2 separate regions of the Mus musculus genome follow, and region 2 is linked to region 1. The links are chromatin loops, found by intact Hi-C in ENCODE. Cell type or tissue: gastrocnemius. All regions are shown on one strand. Each heading gives the region's core, and the rest is flanking DNA. Links, peaks and the distances in the headings are about the cores only.

Region 1 (8,000 bases), core at 1-4,000:
GGAGTTGGGTCCCACTTACTTCCTCCATCCTGTAATTGGTTCCTGAAGCTGCTCTTCAGTGAGACCTGCTACTTGGAGCCACGCGAAGGGCCAGAGGAGAAAGAGGACAATAAAAGCTAGAAGTACTCGGATTGGGGCCAGCAGTACCCCCAGGAGGCAGAACTGCAGAAGGGCAGGAGAAAATGTCCCTTAGGCCCGGGAAAGGCTCATTTCACAGCTACCGACTCCTATAAGGACTGACCCAGGGGCAACTAGTTAACACCTTGTAGGTGATAGGGGAGAGGCACAGGGGGTCCACATGGGATGAAAATGCTAGTGAGGCCGGGAGGACAAGGGATCAATACCATTAGGTGCCTTGTTTTCTTACTCTCAGGTGACCCCCTCCCCCTACAAAGGTTACTGTCATAACGCATCTGATACTTGGAATGGATGTTAGGATTTAATGGACTGGGAGTGGGTGGCCCAAGCATTTAATCCCAGCACTCAGGAGGTAGAGTCTGGTGGATCTCTGTGAGTTCCAGGCCAGTCTTCTCTACAGAACAAGTTCTAGGACAGCCAGGGCTACACAGGGCAATACCTCCCCACCCCCAAAAGAAAAAAAGAAAAGAGGATTTAATGAGAAAATGCAGGGAAGGTGTCCAGCACTGTGTTTGATGTAGGTTAGAGACAGTTCTTCCCAACATCCCATCCCATTCCATAAATAGCTCCTATGTCAAACAAACCCTGTGCAGGGCTTTCAACACTTTGGGCCCAAGGAGCAGATGGCTGGAAACACAGAGATCCACTTTTCAAACCTCGGGTCAATCAATCCCTAGCCTAGTACTGCAGAACAGCAATCCTTCGGTAACACTCAGCCCTATTCCGCAAGGTAAGGGTTGCCAAGTGCCAGGGTGACTCCAGAGGCTTCCTTAGGATTGAGCAGGTAAATAAACCTAGCCCCCGGGGGCCGACCTCACGGGAGGTGATCACAACAGAAACCTTGGACACTTCCTCCCCACACCACCTCCTGGCTACCCTAGGGTGGTGCGTCCCTCTACTTCCTGTAGCTAACCCACCTCCCAGCCTCCCTGCCCCCACCAGTAGGTGCTGCAGTGACACGGGGGGGGGGGGGTGGTGGTGGCGGAAAGAGGAGGTGTTGGAAGGGCACAAGGACGCAGTCTCTGGGTCCAAACCGTTTAAGTCGAAGCCCCGATCGCTGAGCACGCCCCTGCCCCCACCCTGGGCTTTCCGTAGCCTTCAGCTCCATCCTAGCCCGTCAACCTCCGTAGGATGTAATCCGCATTCCCCAGTGCCCTCCATCTCTCCTATCCTTGGGTCTCCTTCAGTGCTCCCTCTCCCACTCATTTCTTCCTCACTTGTGAGCTCGTCTATCGCCTAAGCTGGAGTCCTCACCAAGGCTCCTCGCCTACCCACCCCCAGCCGCCCCCACGTGCGCGCCCCCTAACTCCCTCCCCACAAGCTTCTCATCCACCTCCTCTGGCACCCCCTTGCCCATCTCATCACTGGGTCTCTCCATTCCAACCAGTCTTCCACACGTCCCCTGCCCACACCTTACCTTAACCCTCTGGAGGCCGGAGAGGTGTAACTCATGCACGAACGGGTTTGGGGACGCAGAGGACCCAGAGGTGGGATCCAGGGGGGCCCAGGCCCCAGGACTTCCCTGGCTCATGGTGGGAGAAGGTCGAGCGAGGGCCGCGACCCCCCGCTCCCGGCCCGGGCCCCGCTCCCGGTCCGGCTCTGCAGAGCAGCGCGGCTCGTGCGGCACTGGCAGCGGCGGCGCTCTGGTCCCAGCCCCGCCTGGTGCCGGCCGAGGGGCGGAGAGCGGCGGCGCCGCCCGGGCCGCTCGCGTTGTCAGGGCGCCGGCCGCGGGGCGGGGCTTGCGGCTCTCCGGCGTCCCCGTTCAGCCGCGTTCTCCGCGGCCCCTCGCGCCATTCGGAGCGTGGCGCCCCGAGGACCTGGCTGCCCCTTTCCCAGGGTCTCCGGCTGGAAGCGGGGCAGAGAGGTGGGCGCGTAGGGGAGCGCCCTGGTCACTTTCCGGATGCTGTGGCCACCCTGCGAGCGCAGACGGGGTGGAGCCCTGTGTCAGGGCAGGTTGCCGAGGCCGGCAGCTGCGGAAGGAGGCTGGGCGCCCCTGGTCCCGCCGCTCCTCGGCCCCACTTTCCCCATCTCCGGGGCGGACCACCGCTTTCCTTCCCGGTCGGCGTGCCGCCATAATGGAGCCCGCGCCCTCTCGCGGCCGTACTGCGCGTCGCAGCTCTTGGCGTCCGAGCGTGCCGGGCTGCGTGGACCACCGTCACCCGCGCGCTTGCATCCCTCGATTCTTAGCGGGTGTACGTCCCCCAGTACGGCAAAGCCCGGCTCGGGAGAGGTAGCAATCTTAGCTTCTCTACTGGTCTCCCTGTGGAATATGGAGGTCACCTAAGTTCCTGTCACCTGCAAAACCCTAATGCTCTAAAAACACACTGTACTACAGCCTAACTGATGGGGCACTGGGGAATTGAGTGGACTTTGAAACCCATAGCTGCTAACACTATCAAATATGTAGTGCACAGGGAAGGAGGTAAGAGTCGTTATTTATGAAAATAAGCTGAGTTCAATTCACCTTGTCTTCCTTCTCTTACTGAAAGGTAAAAACTGAATGGGTGTTGAAGCAAGAAAACGAGGGAAAGAGCTAAGGATGTTTGCCCCCCCCCCCCATACCCTCCCCTCTCTCTTTTATTTTGTTTTTCGAGACAAATTGAGTTGTTCGTTAACTTGGGATATTTTCGGAGCCCAGGATGAAAGTGACGAGGACGTGTAGGTCATAGGACAACTTGCAGGGATGTTCTCTTTTTCTACTTTCTGGGTCTCAAGAATCGAACTCAGGTCATCAGATTTGTTGGCAGTGGCAAACAACTCTATGGGACACTCTATGGGACGGGTCATCCTACAAATCTGATTTGAGAATTTTAAGAAATAAAATCCAGGAGATAGGAGCGGGAGAAAGAGGACATTGCGGGGGGTGGGGGTGGGGTGGGGTGGGGTGGGGTTAGGTAGGGAGCCAGAAGACACTTCTGTCTAGATTCTGCCTCAGCTTCCTACAACTTTATCACTTACACCATTGATTGTATCCACAAGAAAAGGAGCAGCTGGCAGGGTCAGGGGAATAAAAGTAATGCACACTAGTTGAGATTTACATCTGCGACATCTGAAAGTTTGTATGTGGCTCCCCTCCCCCCTTCACGTGTTGAAGTCCTCATTCCCAGGTGATGGTTACTTGGTTAGACCTTGGGGAAATGTGTCTCCTTGTGGCAAAGTACCTGACAAGCAATTTAAGAAAGGCAGGGTTGTGAGTCACAGCGAGGGTTACAGCCTATCATGTCAGGAAAGGCAGGGAGAGGGAGTGTGAGGTGGCTGGTCACACTGAAGCAGAGAGGAAGGAGTGCTAGAGCTCAGCTCAGTTTTAATCCCCTTTTATTTATGGGTCCCAGCCTATGGAATGTTGCTAGCTACTTTCTGGGTGTGTCTTAGCGAACGTTTCTGCAGTTAAACCCTTCTGGAAACACCCTTAGAGACATGCCCAGAGTATGTCTCTATGATGATCTCTAATCCCATTCAAACTGACTTTGAGGACTAAGCGACACTAGCCAAGACCCTTATGATCACAGTATACTTACAAGGGGCGAGGAGGGAGGGGAGGGGGGAGGGGGAGAGGGAGGAGCCTTCTGATAACTCCTGTGTAAAAAGGTTATATGAGCCCATAGCCAGATCCCCTAGTCTTCAAGGCAGGAAGCTGATTTTGCCACACACCAAATCTGTGGACACCTTGGTCTTATACTGTCTAGGCTCTGGAACTGTGAGAGGGATTGGCCTCCTTCCTAGTTTATTATACTTTGTTGCAGCAGTCCATGAAGACTAAGACTTTTATTTTTTCTGTGTGTGTGTGTGTGTGTGTGTGTGTGTGTGAGAGAGAGAGAGAGAGAGAGAGAGAGAGAGAGAGAGAGAGAGAGAGGAGAGAGAGAGAGAGAGAGAGAGAGAGAGGAGGAAGGGGAGGGGGAGAGGAGACTCAGTCAGTCTGTATAGTCCAGGCTGGCCTTGAATTCTTGAATTTGAGACCTGTTTCCCAATTTATCAAATTTCTGGTATGTGTCATCACATCTGGCCTAAAATAGTTTTTTTTTTTTTTTAATATTTATTTATTTATTATATGTAAGTACACTGTAGCTGTCCTCAGACACACCAGAAGAGGGAGTCAGATCTTGTTAGGGATGGTTGTGAGCCACCATGTGGTTGCTGGGATTCGAACTCTGGACCTTCGGAAGAGCAGTCGGGTGCTCTTACCCACTGAGCCATCTCACCAGCCCCTAAAATAGTTTTTTAAAAAAGTTAATCTTAGCGAAGATTCTATTCTATTCTCTCTTACTTAAAAGAAGTCAGGTTTTTGTTTTGTTTTGTTTTGTTTTGTTTGAGACAGGGTTTCTCTGTATAGCCCTGGCTGTCCTGGAACTCACTCTGTAGACCAGGCTGGCCTTGAACTCAGAAATCCACCTGCCTCTGCCTCCCAAGTGCTGGGATTAAAGGTGTGTGCCACCACTGCCCAGCTCCAGAAATCAGGTTTTAGATAACACACATCTTTCAAAGTAGTTCCACTCTTTTTGTTGCTGTTACTTGTTGGAGTCTGGGACTTGCCACACAAACCAGACACCCATCTCAGTTAAATAGGGGTGGTTTATTGAATGCACACCAAAAGACTGAGTCGTTGGGGCCACAGACCAGACTTAGGAGCTGACTGTGGCCTTGGACATCTCTCAGAGCCAGTTTATACAGGCTCAAACCACCGTGAGCTCCTGTCAGGTTCAGAAAGCACAGCCTGTGGTCAGCTCTGACTCAAGCAGCCTTGGCCAGCTACACAGAACAGTTCTCACTGCCCTTCATCCTGATGGGTCCTAAGTGGACCTTATGGTGGTGGAATTTCTTTTTTTTTTTTTTTTTTTTTTTTTTTTAAGATTTATTTATTTATTATATGTAAGTACACTGTAGCTGTCTTCAGACACTCCAGAAGAGGGAGTCAGATCTTGTTACGGATGGTTGTGAGCCACCATGTGGTTGCTGGGATTTGAACTCTGGACCTTCGGAAGAGCAGTCGGGTGCTCTAACCCACTGAGCCATCTCACCAGCCCGGTGGTGGAATTTCTTAAGATTAAAAACAACCTCACAACATAAGAGGGTGTGTCGTCAGCTTGACCCTGCTGTGAGTCAAGCTCTTTTTCTGTCTCAGTAACAATGAAATGACTGGCAGGTATGAAACAAAATGGCTGCAGCTATGCTGGGGGAGCAGGCCTCAACATTATTATTATTATTTTCTTTTCTTTTTTTTTTTTTTTTTTTTTGGTTTTTCGAGACAGGGTTTCTCTGTATAGTCTTGGCTGTCCTGGACCTCACTTTGTAGACCAGGCTGGCCTCGAACTCAGAAATCCGCCTGTCTCTGCCTCCCAAGTGCTGGGATTAAAGGCGTGCTCCACCACCGCCCGGCCATCATCATCATCATCATCATCATTATTGTTGTTGTTGTTATTATTTTAAGATAGGGTTTCTCTGTCATGGAATTCATTCTGTAGACCAAGCTGGCCTCAAACTCCCAGAGATCCACCTGCCTCTGCCTTCATGCTAGGATTAAAGGCATGCACCACCACCATCCAGCCTAATTCCACTGTTTTTATAATCTCATTTTTTTGAGTTAAAGCAGTTCACAAATGCATAAACATCATTTGATTTTTATAGCCTTACTATTATTTTTGGATTTTTATAAAATTTTTATTCTACATGAATTCATTTTTGCCTGCATATATGTGAGTGGACCGTGTGCGTGCTTGGTGCCTGAGGAGGTAGGGAGAGGCATCAGGTTCCCCAGAGCTGGATTTCTGGGTGGGTGGGAATCACCACATGGGTGTTGGTAACTGAGCCTGAGTCCTCTCCAAGAGCAGCAAGGGTTTTTAATCATTGATCCCTCTCTCCAGCCCTCTGCACTTAATCTTTTAAACATAAACTAGCCAGTTCAGGAAGCTTTATTAAACTTGAGAATCCCCTTCATAGAGCACATATATTAATATACAAATTACTCTAAAAATTAAGCATACATGCAGTTAACTTTCAATGATATACAGTTTGGCTATGTGTCCATCTACAAACAAACAAACAAACCACAAAACAACAACAAACAGATCAATTCTCCCAGGGCCTATGATCACTCCTAGGTGTAGGTTTCTGACCAGAGTTCTAGTGCTAGGCATGTATTCCCCACCAGAGAGGACTACAAATCCAATCGGAATACAGTCAGTTGTCCCTCACACAGGCATGCCACCACTATTGTATCAGTGCACAGGGTTCATGACTAGGTAAGACCATGGAAACATTTCCTTCCCCCAGCAGCCCATTCCACACACTCTAGCACTGTGAATGAACACTGCCAGCAGGTAGTGAGTTTCCAACTCAGTTTTCGTATGGTTCAAGTGTTCGATGTCTTCCTTCCATAATAAGGTCTTAATGATTTTTGGGAAATAGCATCATTCACCCATGTGTGGTGCTTCTATTCCAACTCCCAACTCTTGCTTTTTTTTTTTTTTTTTCTTTTGAGACAGTGTTTCTCTATGTAGCCCTGGATGTCCTGCAGACCAGGCTGGCCTTGACTTCACAGAGATCCACCTGCCTCTGCCTCCCAAGTGCTTGCGCCACTACCGCTCAAACTCTTTTTGTTAAAGCATGTTTATTTCAGTTAGCTTACAAAGTAGCAGGTTTCTTTTATATATATATATATATATATATATATATATATTTTTTTTTTTTTTTTTAATTGGACATTTTCTTTATTTACATTTCAAGTGTTATCCCTGTTTCTGGTTTCCCCTCCAAAAACATTATCCCCCTATCCCTTTCCTCTTCCCCCTCCCCCTGCTCACCAACCCACCCACTCCTGCTTCCTGGCCCTGGCATTCCCCCACACTGGGGCATAGAGCCTTCACAGGACCAAGGGCCTCTCCTCTCATTGATATCTAACTAGGCCATATGCAGGTTTCTTAGTGACTTTCAGACATCCTTAGTTTTGGTTAGTCTTCCCTTCCCTCCCTTGTAGGTTTAATGATATTGTGCACCCATGGAGGACTGAAATGCTGATTTCTCTGTCCCACTATCTGGTGTCAGTCAGTACAGGCATTGTAATGCTTATGTTAAGAATCTCCTATCTTAAATTCGTGTAAACAGTGCTCACCATTGATTCTGTGCCTTGTCAATAAATGCTGGAAAAGCCAATAATTAGACAATAGAGAGAACAGGGTGGGACGTCCATGAGGAGAAAAGATTCTGGGAGAGGTTGAGCTGGAGAGAGGCAGCCAGGAGGAGGGAGAAAGGAGATGTCATGAGAGTTCAGCTGGAGCGTAGAAGGACATAAAGACAAGTATTATGGGAATATTGGCTGGCAGGTAACAAGATTAGATTAGAGGATTAGAACAGATTTATAATGCTTAGTTATTATGCTTTTAAGTTGTAAATAAATCTTAATCTCTCTACATTGTTATTGGAGGACTAGCTAGGATAAGGAGAAACAGCTACAGTGTTAATTTATTCATACATTTATAATAATGTACCTTGTTTCACTCCATCTTTTGCCCATCTTTTGTCTCCATTCCCGTTTAATCTCTCTGAAAATTCAGTGAGAAGGAGAGAAAGACAAAAAAGAGAATGGATACCTTAAGGGAGCATAGGCCTTTATTTTGGGGGACCCACCCCCAAGAGTTCAAGTCTCTGTAAGAATCAGAATCTGCTGTCAACTACAAGCTGGCCCCATAGTTGGCCATTGCTACAAGTGCCCAGTTAGTAGGTTAAAGAATATTAGATGGTGGATGTTCATCTTTCCTGATTGGCTGTTACTTGGGGTCCATGCAACAGAGCAATAAAGAATCTAGACAAGCAAGTTGGTTTACTTCTGGAAACCCAATTGTTGTAGTTACTGGAGTTCACACAGGTCA
Region 2 (11,154 bases), core at 2,723-6,722, 130 kb before region 1:
TCACATTATACTAACAGTACTGAAAATACCGCAGATGTGAGCATCTCGTTCCAATGGCTTCGTCTTCCTGAGATACAACTTAGCAAATGACATTTAAGATTCTCGGGGTGAAGGAATACACTTCCTGGCTGACTCCTTGAGGACAGAGTAACTGAGATTTATAGTTTAAAGTTTCATATAACGAGGAAATACTTTAAGTAGAAAAATGCGATTTTATCAAACAAGTTTGTTTTTAAAATATGCTCATTAAAAATTTATTAGCACACGAGTGCCCTAAAAATTAGACGTTACCTGAAAACTATTACTTAACACATATTAACATTTGTGATAGATAACCTATTTTATATTTTGTTTTACATATGTATAATTCTAACTTATTTCTACCGTGGCACATTTAATGACAACTTATTTAATTACAACTTTTCAATCATCAGTTTTGCTTTTCGTGGCTTAGATTATCTGCACGTAGCTCTCCTAGCTTCACTTGTGTTCTACAAACTTTAAATGGAAAATTCTAGACTAATGTCTTAGGTTGCAGTGTTCTGAATAGCTGGTAAAATCTCACACCCTCCGCCACTCTGCTACACTGTATGTCATACACAGCCTTCTCTTCTCTGCACATAGAACTACAAAACTGGAAAATGATGTGGAGGTGGGAATCTTCAATGTGTGCAGATCACCGTCATCTCTAAGAGATTATCTCTTAAAACTTAAGTTGGCTAAGGAGGTATTCTTCAGCCAGATCCTCAACCATACTGTCACAGTAGTCCTTTCCTCAAAACTACAGCCATAACAAACAATTTGGGAATAACAGTAATAAAGGTAAATAGAAGAAATAAACAAAACTACTGTATTTGAACTGATAATTTAAAAGTAGGCATTTAAAATAGTAATTCTTTAAAAATGTACATACTCTTAGATGTAGCAATTCCACTCCTAGTACAATAGGAACAGATGTCCCAAGTGATTTTCACACTAACACTGAATTATAAAAGGGGTGAGAGGGAGGAAACATTTTTCCAGTAATAGACTAAATTACAATACAGATGAGCCATTGAATATTAAACTCCTTTCTAGGAATGATAACGCTTAATGATAAAAAAAAGTTAGGTCTAGGTTATAGGTCCTATTTAATCCCACAACAGGTCAAAATTAGGCGATTATCCATCGTTTTGCATGAGGCAGGTGGAGCAATGAATTTAATTTAGACGAGGTGGCACAGTAAGTAATGAAAGGACTTAAAAGGAGACCAGATAAATCCTGAACTCAGCTTATCTTTCCATTCCCAGAGTCTACCTCGGTGGGTTAGTTTGCGAGTTAAATGGGGGAAAACCATTTAAACAAGAACAACAACAAGACAAATACATAGCTCCTGCGATATGTGGACACGGAGTACTCAGAGGTTGAATAATTCGCTCAAGGTCACCCAATTCCGGATAACCCCAGGATTAAAACAACATTTCAATTTCGTGCTCTTCTTGGCTTCAGTTCTTGTCTTTTCGGACTTCACTCCAGCACGATGGCGCACACCTGAGAGACAGAGCACAAGTGAGAGGTGTACTCGCAGGGAGGTTTCAGAAAGCTGCTCTTCTGGATGTCTGCGGATTTTCTAAATTCACGCATTCTTTCTTCTGTATTCCCGACAGGAAGTTTCCGGTGATCGTGTGACGTTCAATTATGCGCCGGAAGTGCACTGCGGCGAACGCGAGGAAGTCGGAGAGCTTGCAGTTGCAGCTAGTTCTTACCTGCAGAACGCAAGCGGCCGGAGGGTGTGGGTACTTTTAGCCAGCGGCCGCTGTCATGACGACCCAGGGGGGCCTAGTGGCCAACCGAGGCCGGCGGTTCAAATGGGCCATTGAGCTGAGTGGGCCGGGAGGAGGCAGCAGGTGAGTCTCTCGAGTGAAGCTCGGTATCTGATCCTTACCCTAGAACGGCCCGAGATCCAGCGGACCTGGGCCTCGTCTAAGTCTCCGACACGAGTGGGTAGCACATAGATGTTACCCAAGGAGCTTCTGTGCTGTGGAAGGTATTTTTCCCCAGGATCTTTTAGTTTTCCCAATAGGCAGAGAGAACTGACGAACGCACGAGAGGGTCTAATTTGGGTAGCTACATCTGAGGTTCTTTTTCCTGTGATTGATAGGGCTGGAAACCCGCAGTTTTAGTCTCTTGATTTGGTTTGGTTCTTTAGGGGCCGAAGTGACCGGGGCAGTGGACAGGGAGACTCCCTCTATCCAGTCGGTTACTTGGACAAGCAAGTGCCTGATACCAGCGTGCAAGAGACCGACCGGATCCTGGTGGAGAAGGTACAGAGGTATTAGACGTTACCGTAGCGTGTAGGCCAGCCCTGTTTCGCCTTACTCTCTGGAGTGGAGGTAAAGCAGCCGGTCATTAAGACACATTGCTTAAGATCCATGGTACAGTATCTTACGTATATGTTCCCTGACATAATTTCGGTGTGTTAGGATACTGTGTCACTTTTACCCTGAAAACATCCCAATCCTGCTATCATTTCTCACTGCCTTCAACTGTTACATCACCAGCCGTAGACTAACCATCTACCACCTATCCCTCCATCCCTCTATTTAAAATCATGCTTTCTCAACCTCAGCACTGTTTTCTCTGTTTTCTCTTTGGGGCTAAGTACATTTTTGTTGTTGTTGGGGAGAATTATGCTGGGTACTTACTTTAAGATGTTTAGTACTCCTGATCTCTACACATTAGGTACCACTATGGCTTTGCATAATTGTGTGAACTAAAGATGTTTCCAGCATTACCACGTTTTCTAGGTCTAAAGAGGTGCGCTTTGTGTATACCTGCAAATAAACCCCTGAGATCCTATATTCAAGTCTCCCCTTCTCAAATTCTCAGTATCCTTCTCTGTATGGAGTTCTAATGGGTCTTGTTATGTCCTACCTTGTCCTCTTTGCAGTCTCCAAACACAGCCATCAAAAATGATCCCTTTAAAACATGCCAGACCATCCCTACTCAAAATCAGTCTAAAATTCCATGTTCATTCCGCGTACACACCAAACGTCTTTTTAGTATTAGACATAACTCTGCTTGTACCAGTCAGACTCCTTGTAGCTACTGTGCCCTGTCTACTATTTTTACATTTGTTTACTCTTTCATAATGATTCCCTTGCTGCTCTGTAAGGATACCAGACAAATCCCCCTTCCCTGCTTTTTGTGTTTGTTCTCTAGTCTTAGAATGCTCTTCCTCAGGATTCCTTCATAACTTGCTAAGTCCCTCCTTTGGGGTCTCTCTAATATTACAGAGTCAAGCCTTTCCATGTGCCACACTGTTTGATTTATATGTTATGAACATATCACATGGCTTATGTTATTTAGCATCTGCCTTAGTAGCTGTTTTACAGGACTGTCACAGCACGAGTCCCAGTGTGCAGAGGGTGCTTGGTATCTTCTTGCGTTTATGCTTCCCTTGCAGCCTTAGTTTTGCCGAATAATTTTGATTCCATGGAATACATACATTCAGTTGTTACAGTATGAAAATGACACACACAGTCATTAGTCATTCTTGGATAAGTATTATCCTGTAATGTTTTATCTTGGTATATCAAATTATGATTACAAATTATTAAATGATATGATTTTTAAAAGCATATCATAAAATACTTGTATAACTGCTGTATTCTACAGAAAGTTATTTACAAATATGGTTGAGTTTTAATGTGAATAATCAAAATAGTTATGGTTATTTTTACATAGATTTATATATTTCATACTTTGTTAGGATTAAACTTATTTTCTTTTAGGTTTATTTTACGCATATCAGTGTTTTGTCTGCACATATATATTATGCCTAGAGCTCTCAGGTTAGAAGAAGGTATTGGATCCCCCAGCTCTAGAGTTGTGGATCATTGTGAGCCACCATGTGGGTGCTAGGAACCAAACATTGGTCCCCTTGAATAAGCAACGAGTACTTTTAAACACTAAGTCACTTCTCCAGTGCCTTGTTAGGATTTTTCATTTAGATTCATAAGTATTATAACTTTTTATTTTGTATATATACAAAAATACACATGCATACATACATATCTCATAATAGTCTTTTAGGGTTTGGGTATTAACAAGATTTGTAGAATTTTTAGTTTTGTTTTCTGCCAAAGGAGTTTGTGTAAGACTTGTATTTTTAGCTTTAAATAGTTAGAATTTGCCAAGAAAGTGATCTGGGCTTAATTATAGGGTCAGCTTTGCTAATTGCCATGCAACTGTTTTTCCTTATGCAATTTGTTAAGTCATGTCTCTAGGAATGTATCCATTTCCGAAACTTTCAAATAGTCCACAAGTTTCTAAACTGGTGAGTGTGACGCCTGGAGGGTCTGTAAAGCTGCGTGCCTTCTCTCTGGACATGGAAGAGTTGTCCTTCTCCCCTCCAGGCTTACCAGAATTGAATTTATAATCTTGCAAAAAGAAAATTTTATTTTTGATGAGCTCTCATTTTTGTTTTCTTCTCAAAATCCTTTAGTTTGTTCTTTTCCTGACTTTTTTGTTTTTGTTTTTGATTTTTCAAGACAGGGTTTCTCTGTATAGCCCTGGCTGTCCTGGAACTCACTCTGTAGCCCAGGCTGGCCTCGAACTCAGAAATCTGCCTGCCTCTGCCTCCCTAGTGCTGGGATTAAAGGCGTGCACCACCACACCCTGCTTAAATTTCTTTCTTTTTTTTTTTCTCCAAGATTTACTTATTATACAATGTTGCTGCCTTCAGACACACCAGAAGAGGGCGTCAGATCTCAATATGGGTGGTTGTGAGCCACCATGTGCTTTCTGGGATTTGAACTCAGGACCTTTGGAAGAGCAGTCAGTGCTCCTACCCGCTGAGCCATCTCGCCAGCCCCTTTCCCTGACTTTCATGAAGTAGATGCTGAGTCTTCTCACATGTTCTTAAGATCATGGAATTTTAGCCAGGTGTGGTGGTGCATATCTACAATCCTATTAGTTTTGGGGGATGTTAAAAAAGGTCTCAATTTAGAGGTCAACCTGGACATACCAAGACCTTGTCTCAAGTAACAAAAAGATTTTAAATTTCTCAAAACTTGCTGGGCAGTGGTAGCACGCACCTTTAATTTCAGTACTTGGGAGGCAGAGGCAGGCAGATTTCTGAGTTTGAAGCCAGCCTGGTTTAAAGAGGGAGTTCCAGGACAGCCAGATCTACACAGAGGAATGATCCTGAAAAACAAAAGGCCCCAGAAAGTTTATATAGGGAAAAAGCACAGGGGTAGAGTAGTAGAGCAACTTGTAGCAACCTAAAGAGGAGCTGAAAAGCCAGTTCAGTCTAGCAGAGAACTGAAGCTTCTGTTCACATGACTTAAGATCAGTTGTACAGTACACGAGAGACTGAAGGGGAGTGATTAGAGGTCTAAACCGTGTGTTTATTTTAGCGCTGCTGGGACATCGCCTTGGGTCCCCTCAAGCAGATTCCCATGAACCTCTTCATCATGTACATGGCAGGCAACACCATTTCCATCTTCCCTACTATGATGGTGTGTATGATGGCCTGGCGACCCATTCAAGCACTTATGGCCATTTCAGCCAGTAAGTATTCAGAAAATAATACTCCTTCCCTGGGTGCTAAGGAATGAAGGCCAATTCTTTGGCATATTTTTAGCTAGAGGGTATTTTGGTAGTGGTAGTCGTCGTACCATTTATAATCTTATTTTGGGGCTGTATGTTTAAATTCTAGGTTTCATATTGGGAGGAAAATGGTGTTGACAATGTCTGTTAATCCCAACAGCTTTCAAGATGCTGGAGAGTTCAAGTCAGAAGTTTCTTCAAGGCTTGGTCTATCTCATTGGGAACCTGATGGGTTTGGCATTGGCAGTTTACAAGTGCCAGTCCATGGGACTGTTGCCTACACATGCATCAGACTGGCTAGCCTTTATTGAGCCCCCTGAGGTATGGTTAAAGTTAAATTTCAGGCAAACAGAGTCTGCAGTGAACAGCTAGTGAGCTCATTGGATGTTGGTATTGAGGGCTGCTTTATTTAAAGCTTTTACATTTTTTATTGCATGCCCGTGTGTGTGTGTGTTTTGGAGGTCAGAGAACTTGGTGCTGCAAGTTAGCTGGCAAAAAAAACCCAAACAAACAAACGATAGCACAACTTCCGACTGAATATATGGGTTTTGGGAACTGAATTCAGGTCATCAGGCTTGGCAGCAAGTGCCCTTACCCTCTGAGCACTCTCACTAGCCCACGTGTTCATTTCTTAAGTAACAACACAGGTTTGGAAGTTTACAGGCATTTGGCAGTTACAAGGTCATGTACAGCAGAGCTTGTGATAAAGTAACTAAGAAGTTGTTTGCCATTGACCTCTTTACTGTTTCTTTTTTTAGAGAATGGAGTTCAGTGGAGGAGGCTTACTTCTGTGACCCCCAGAAAGCACCATGCATATGGACCTCATCTGCATTTTAAGCTGTTGACTCCTAAATATCCTCCCTTAAAACAGTCATGCATGTGGAGAAGAGCCTCCTGTGGTGAGGCCAGTGTGCAGCATGTTACAGCAGAAAAGAAACTACAGCACAACTTATGACTGAAAATAATGTAGAAAACTTTATTTATGTTCCCAGCACAGAGCAAAACAAACAAAACCAGACTCTATGTAAACAAAAGAATAGCAGCTGCTCAGTAGCAGCTTCTCCTTTCAATAAATTAAACGGTTGAGAACAATGCTTAATGTTTCACAAGTTCCCCTTCAGTCTACTTTAATATTTCTCTTCTATATCACATAAGCAGACTTTTTTGGAAGATGTGAGACTATCACTGGATTCAAATTATACATGATGAAAAGAAAAACCAGGGGGGAAAAAGAGCATGTAAATATGCTTACAGTGTAACTTAATATCCACAATAAGGAATTTTCTTTTAACATTTAGGGGGAATGAGGATTGGTGGGATCCTTGGGGCCACAAGAAAAGGAGGCAACAGAATATGAAAAGCAGCAGCTTTTGCTCTGCCACGAGGAAGCTGGCACCTGTCAACCAGGCCCTGCAATTCAAACTCCAGCTTTTAAGGTAGCTACGGAAGGCTGAGGACCAGTTGGGGGAGAACGAATGTTACAGCCTGCCCTGCTAATAAACTCATGGGTAAGACACAAGCTGGGTCTTATAAGAAGGCAGGAGAAGGTCTTCCTCTTCCCTCTAGAAACATTTGGCCCCTTCCCCTAAGGTGCATTTTCTCTCTCAAGTTTTCAGTATTGCTTTATTTGCAGTGATTAAAAGAGCTAAGACACTTTGCAGACAGACAACATAAGCAACACATAGACATGAAATGTTCTAGACAGAGATGAGTACAAATCTGGCCTAATAACCATTTGTCCATGTAACAGTGATTTTTATCTTGGGGAATGAAGACTATACTCTACCCTTTAACAGATTCTTATGTAGCTCTAACCACAAACAGCCTTTCTTAAAGAAACCTTATTCTCTTCCCATGTTTGTTTGATATGGAAAAAGTATGTGTCACTTTGGTCAGGGGTGGATGTGTTAGGCAGTTCCTGGGCAGGCTGGCTTTTACAGAATGGGCGCTCCAATGCCTTGGAGCCTAGGGGATTATACTCAAGTATGCAATGGAGTGTTGGAAAGAGAACTACGAGTAGTTTCTACCCTCTGCAGGAAGCAAAGGAAAACATGCTGGATCCTTTGCTACTCAAGTGGGCCTGGGAGGAGGAAGAACAAACCATATGACTCAGCTTCTTAAGCCATATTTGAGGGTTTTCTTCTGTCTTGGGTTGAATTCTGGGTGTTCATTGTCCTACAGGGTATGGAGAGTGGCACAATTTACTGTCAGTGAAAGGAAATGTAAAAGCAGCCGTGAATCTAAGCAAGAAGACAGTTTCTTCAGTAACTATCTTGGAAAGGGTATGGAGGTTTCACACCCTGGGAATACTGCTCAGCCACAAAGGCTGCCTATGCTGGTAAGCCAAGTGTTTGTGATCAGTAAATTAAAAAAAAAAAAAAAATCTGATCTTACACAAGTATTTCCTTGGCACAGTTAGAGCTTTTTGAAAGCAAAACCAATACAGCAGATCATTAGCTTAGTGAACCATTTGTTTCAGAGCCAAGTTTCCGAAGTCAGAATGAATAATAATAATATTGAGACGGGAAAAGCTCTGGGCATGGAGGTCGAGTGCCTCAAATCTGCACTATGGCTTTGGTGAAGAGGCCACAGATGGATTTCTTGTGAAAGAAAAGGTGCTTGTGTCAGGCCACTGCAAACCTGTCTGCCAGTGTAGGCAGACGATTTTGGCACAGTGGAAAGGGTATGGCTTTCACACCCCCAGTTCCACTGCTGAACCTCTGAACCCTGGGGCCTTGGAGGTGGCATCACACAGCCCTGGCGTCTCTTCCTTACAGGTTTGGTTTGTTTGGTTTTTAAGACCAATGCCTACTAAGAGTAGAAGAGACCCTTCTGGTTAACTACATAACAACCCACATTTGTTAAGATAATAGCTTGTGTGCTTTATGTTGCATAGCTAACCACTGTGTTTCTATATATTTTAATACGCACTCTTTGGAATCCCCTTAGTTCAGCATTTGAAAACCTGAAAAAACATTTCTAGCCTTTCAAAAAAACATTTCTATAGTAACACTACTGTCTGCATTATAACCACAGAATGGGTTTTAAAACAAAGACAGTTAAAATGTACAGTGGTACAGTACAGACAATAAACCATGAGGAAGAAGTAGTGGCTGCAGCTATGTCTCAGGTTTTATATATCAGTATCCTGTTTCCATCCTGGCTGCTGCAGGCTGTCTCTATAATGGGAACTCATTTTTTACTAAGGTGAAGCTTAACTGCCTGTTAACTTTCTGGTGCTCACTGACCCGTGTCTTCTGAAACTCGTCCTGAATGTTAGATATGAACATTGCTTTCTGTTGCCAGTTACATTTCTAGCATATGTTTTACTAACTCATTACCTTCTGTGTGCCAAAAGGTTCCCTTTGGCTTAGCTTGTTAATTTTGACTTGCCTTCTCCTGCCATAGAAATAGCTTTTAGGACTTGACCATTCTTCTGTTGAGGGATTATTTGTTTCTGCTGGGATGGCAGATCATGTTGCAGCCAAGAGCATAGATGGGGCTCAGCTCTGCAAGAATAGAGTGGGAGTGGTAGGAAAGAGCTATCATCTCCATGGACGATGAGTCTTAGGGAAGTCGGACCACGCAGAATCTCCCACAGCTGATTATGAGTAAATGGTGATGACCTCACTGCCACCACCCCGGACAAGAAGGACTCGTTCTAATCCCTCAGTGAGCACTTCTAGAAATTCCATGTCTTCAGAAGTTGTCAAGGAAATAGGATGATCAGTAGTGCACTTTATAACCTGGCATCAGTAATCTAAGTTTATTTGATCATAGACCTGCTCTGAATAGGAAAAGCCTGAACTTGACTCAACATCATCTATATATCCACGCACTCATTCACTCGGCCGTGCTGTGCATTCAGTCTAGGGCCTTGCACTTGCGAGGCAAACACACTACTCTGTGCGGCTGCTTCACCGGCTCTGGTTTTAATTGTTTTCAATCCTGAGACAGGGCCTCACTGAACTGCCCAGGCTGATCTTGACTAGCTATGGCATCCAGACAGACATGTGTAAATTTTCCTGAGATTATAGGCTTGTACCACCAAGCCTGGAATTGGATTCAGTTTTAAACTTATGAAATAATCGTGGAATCTAGAGCCTTTGTGTATTTAATACAAGACATTCTCATTTGTTCCCGTGCTCCAAGTACTTGGATCTGAACCAGGAATCTTATGCATGTTAGGCAAACATTCTAGCACTGAGTGACAGCCCCAGCCTGTATTTATTTTCTAAATGTGATTTAAAACTGAGTTAACAGTGAGGTGGCCCCACTGCTGAAAGCCATCTGTTGTATAACCCTGTCAACCTGAGTTCAGTTCCCTGGAATGAGTCCTGAGAGCACTCGTGCACACCCACTCCCACACTATTGTGTCACACTAGCTGGCCTGAAACTCATTATGTAGACTAAACTGGCCCTGAAGTCAGTGATTTGCCTGCCTCTGCCTCCCCAATGCTAGGATTAAGGGTGTGAGTCACCATGCCTCATATAAACAGTTTTAACTGCTGGAGATATGTCTCAGTAGTTAAGAGCAGTTGATGCTCTCACAGAGGACCCAGGTCTGAGTGCCCAGCACGTATGTGGTGGCTCATGATCATCTCTAACTCAGCTCTAGAAAATTCAACAAACACTTCAGACCTGCATACGTGCAAGCGACACACCTGAAAAAAAAAAAAAACAGGCCTGGGGGATAAGGTGAGGCAGGTAGAAACACTTGCTGTACAAAAGCCTAGTGACGTGAGTTGACTGACTCAAAGATTTGCCTCTGACCTCCACATACAGGCTATAGTATGTGTGCATTCATATGCCTCTATAAATTTGTATGCACACACAAATCAAAAATGAAAAAGAATTCACAAGTAATATGTTATCCTTTTGACAAAATGCCAAGTAAGAAAAAGTTTTTTTTAAAAACCAGCTTAAAAGATCTCTAGAGAGAACCTACAAAATTTCTAAGTGAAGCTGCATGAGTCAGATTTTCATACCAGTTTCTTCATTAATAAAACAACCCCTGTTTTCCTCAATGGTGTTGCTAAGAATGAGCCAGTCCTGTCACTGCAGGGCTGGGAGGTTTCCCATAAAAGCAACCCTGGGATGAAGCAGAATCCTTGGTCTTTTTCTCAGTTCCATTAACAAGTTTCAAGTGCTTCTTACCTAACTCCATCCAAAAGCAGCTTTGCAGAGCGAGGATCCTGAAAAGGAGAACGATGTGTGTTCTGTCTCCAGGTTTATCACTGAAAACTACAAGTCTCTGCAGATTCACCACCTTGGTATTCTTGGGTTTCACTGAGATCATGATAATCCGCTGCCCCAGCTTCCCGATCGGTTAATCTCACTTAGGAAGTGGCCTCAGCTATGACATTAAGCTCCTCCTTAGAGAAGGAAATGGGGAACTGACTGACTTTAACCACTATCCAGCTGTCTTGAGAAGAATTCCCCCCATTGGCTGCTTCACTCTCGGAAAGGATACAGTTTTCATCACCTTCAGGGTTCCGGGGTGGTCCTGGCATATTCAACAAAACCAGCTTTGCTTCATGAGACTTGTTGACTATAACTTCA

What was found. Peaks named below come from ENCODE experiments on the same cell type or tissue, not always from the same donor. Only the 100,000 strongest peaks of a DNase experiment are listed, where the experiment ranks them.
Region 2: a loop joins it to region 1, with 2.8 times the contacts of the local background. A loop is called at or near these places in 1 of 42 quality-filtered maps.

What each region holds. Positions count from the first base shown.
Region 1 is chr2:112,233,613-112,241,612 of GRCm38, reverse strand. Gm52523 reads left to right here and starts at 1,550. Exons shown (of 2, transcript XM_030252294.1): 1 at 1,550-2,368. The coding sequence starts at 1,668. It overlaps Lpcat4 (lysophosphatidylcholine acyltransferase 4), which reads right to left and starts at 1,772. Exons shown (of 14, transcript NM_207206.2): 1 at 1,556-1,772; 2 at 20-162. The coding sequence starts at 1,669. In gastrocnemius, for the core only: no CTCF peak of the experiment used is centred there; DNase peaks (open chromatin) are centred at 1,022, 1,168, 1,903, 2,205 and 1 more place; H3K4me3 peaks cover 2,064 bases; H3K27ac peaks cover 1,784 bases.
Region 2 is chr2:112,358,551-112,369,704 of GRCm38, reverse strand. It overlaps Slc12a6 (solute carrier family 12, member 6), which reads right to left. Exons shown (of 25, transcript NM_133649.2): 24 at 11,066-11,154; 25 at 6,542-9,289. The coding sequence ends at 9,198. Emc4 (ER membrane protein complex subunit 4) reads left to right here and starts at 1,678. Exons shown (of 5, transcript NM_026519.3): 1 at 1,678-1,886; 2 at 2,189-2,303; 3 at 5,400-5,553; 4 at 5,753-5,913; 5 at 6,351-6,686. The coding sequence starts at 1,801. The coding sequence ends at 6,386. In gastrocnemius, for the core only: a CTCF peak has its summit at 4,730 (motif pointing right); no DNase peak of the experiment used is centred there; H3K4me3 peaks cover 33 bases.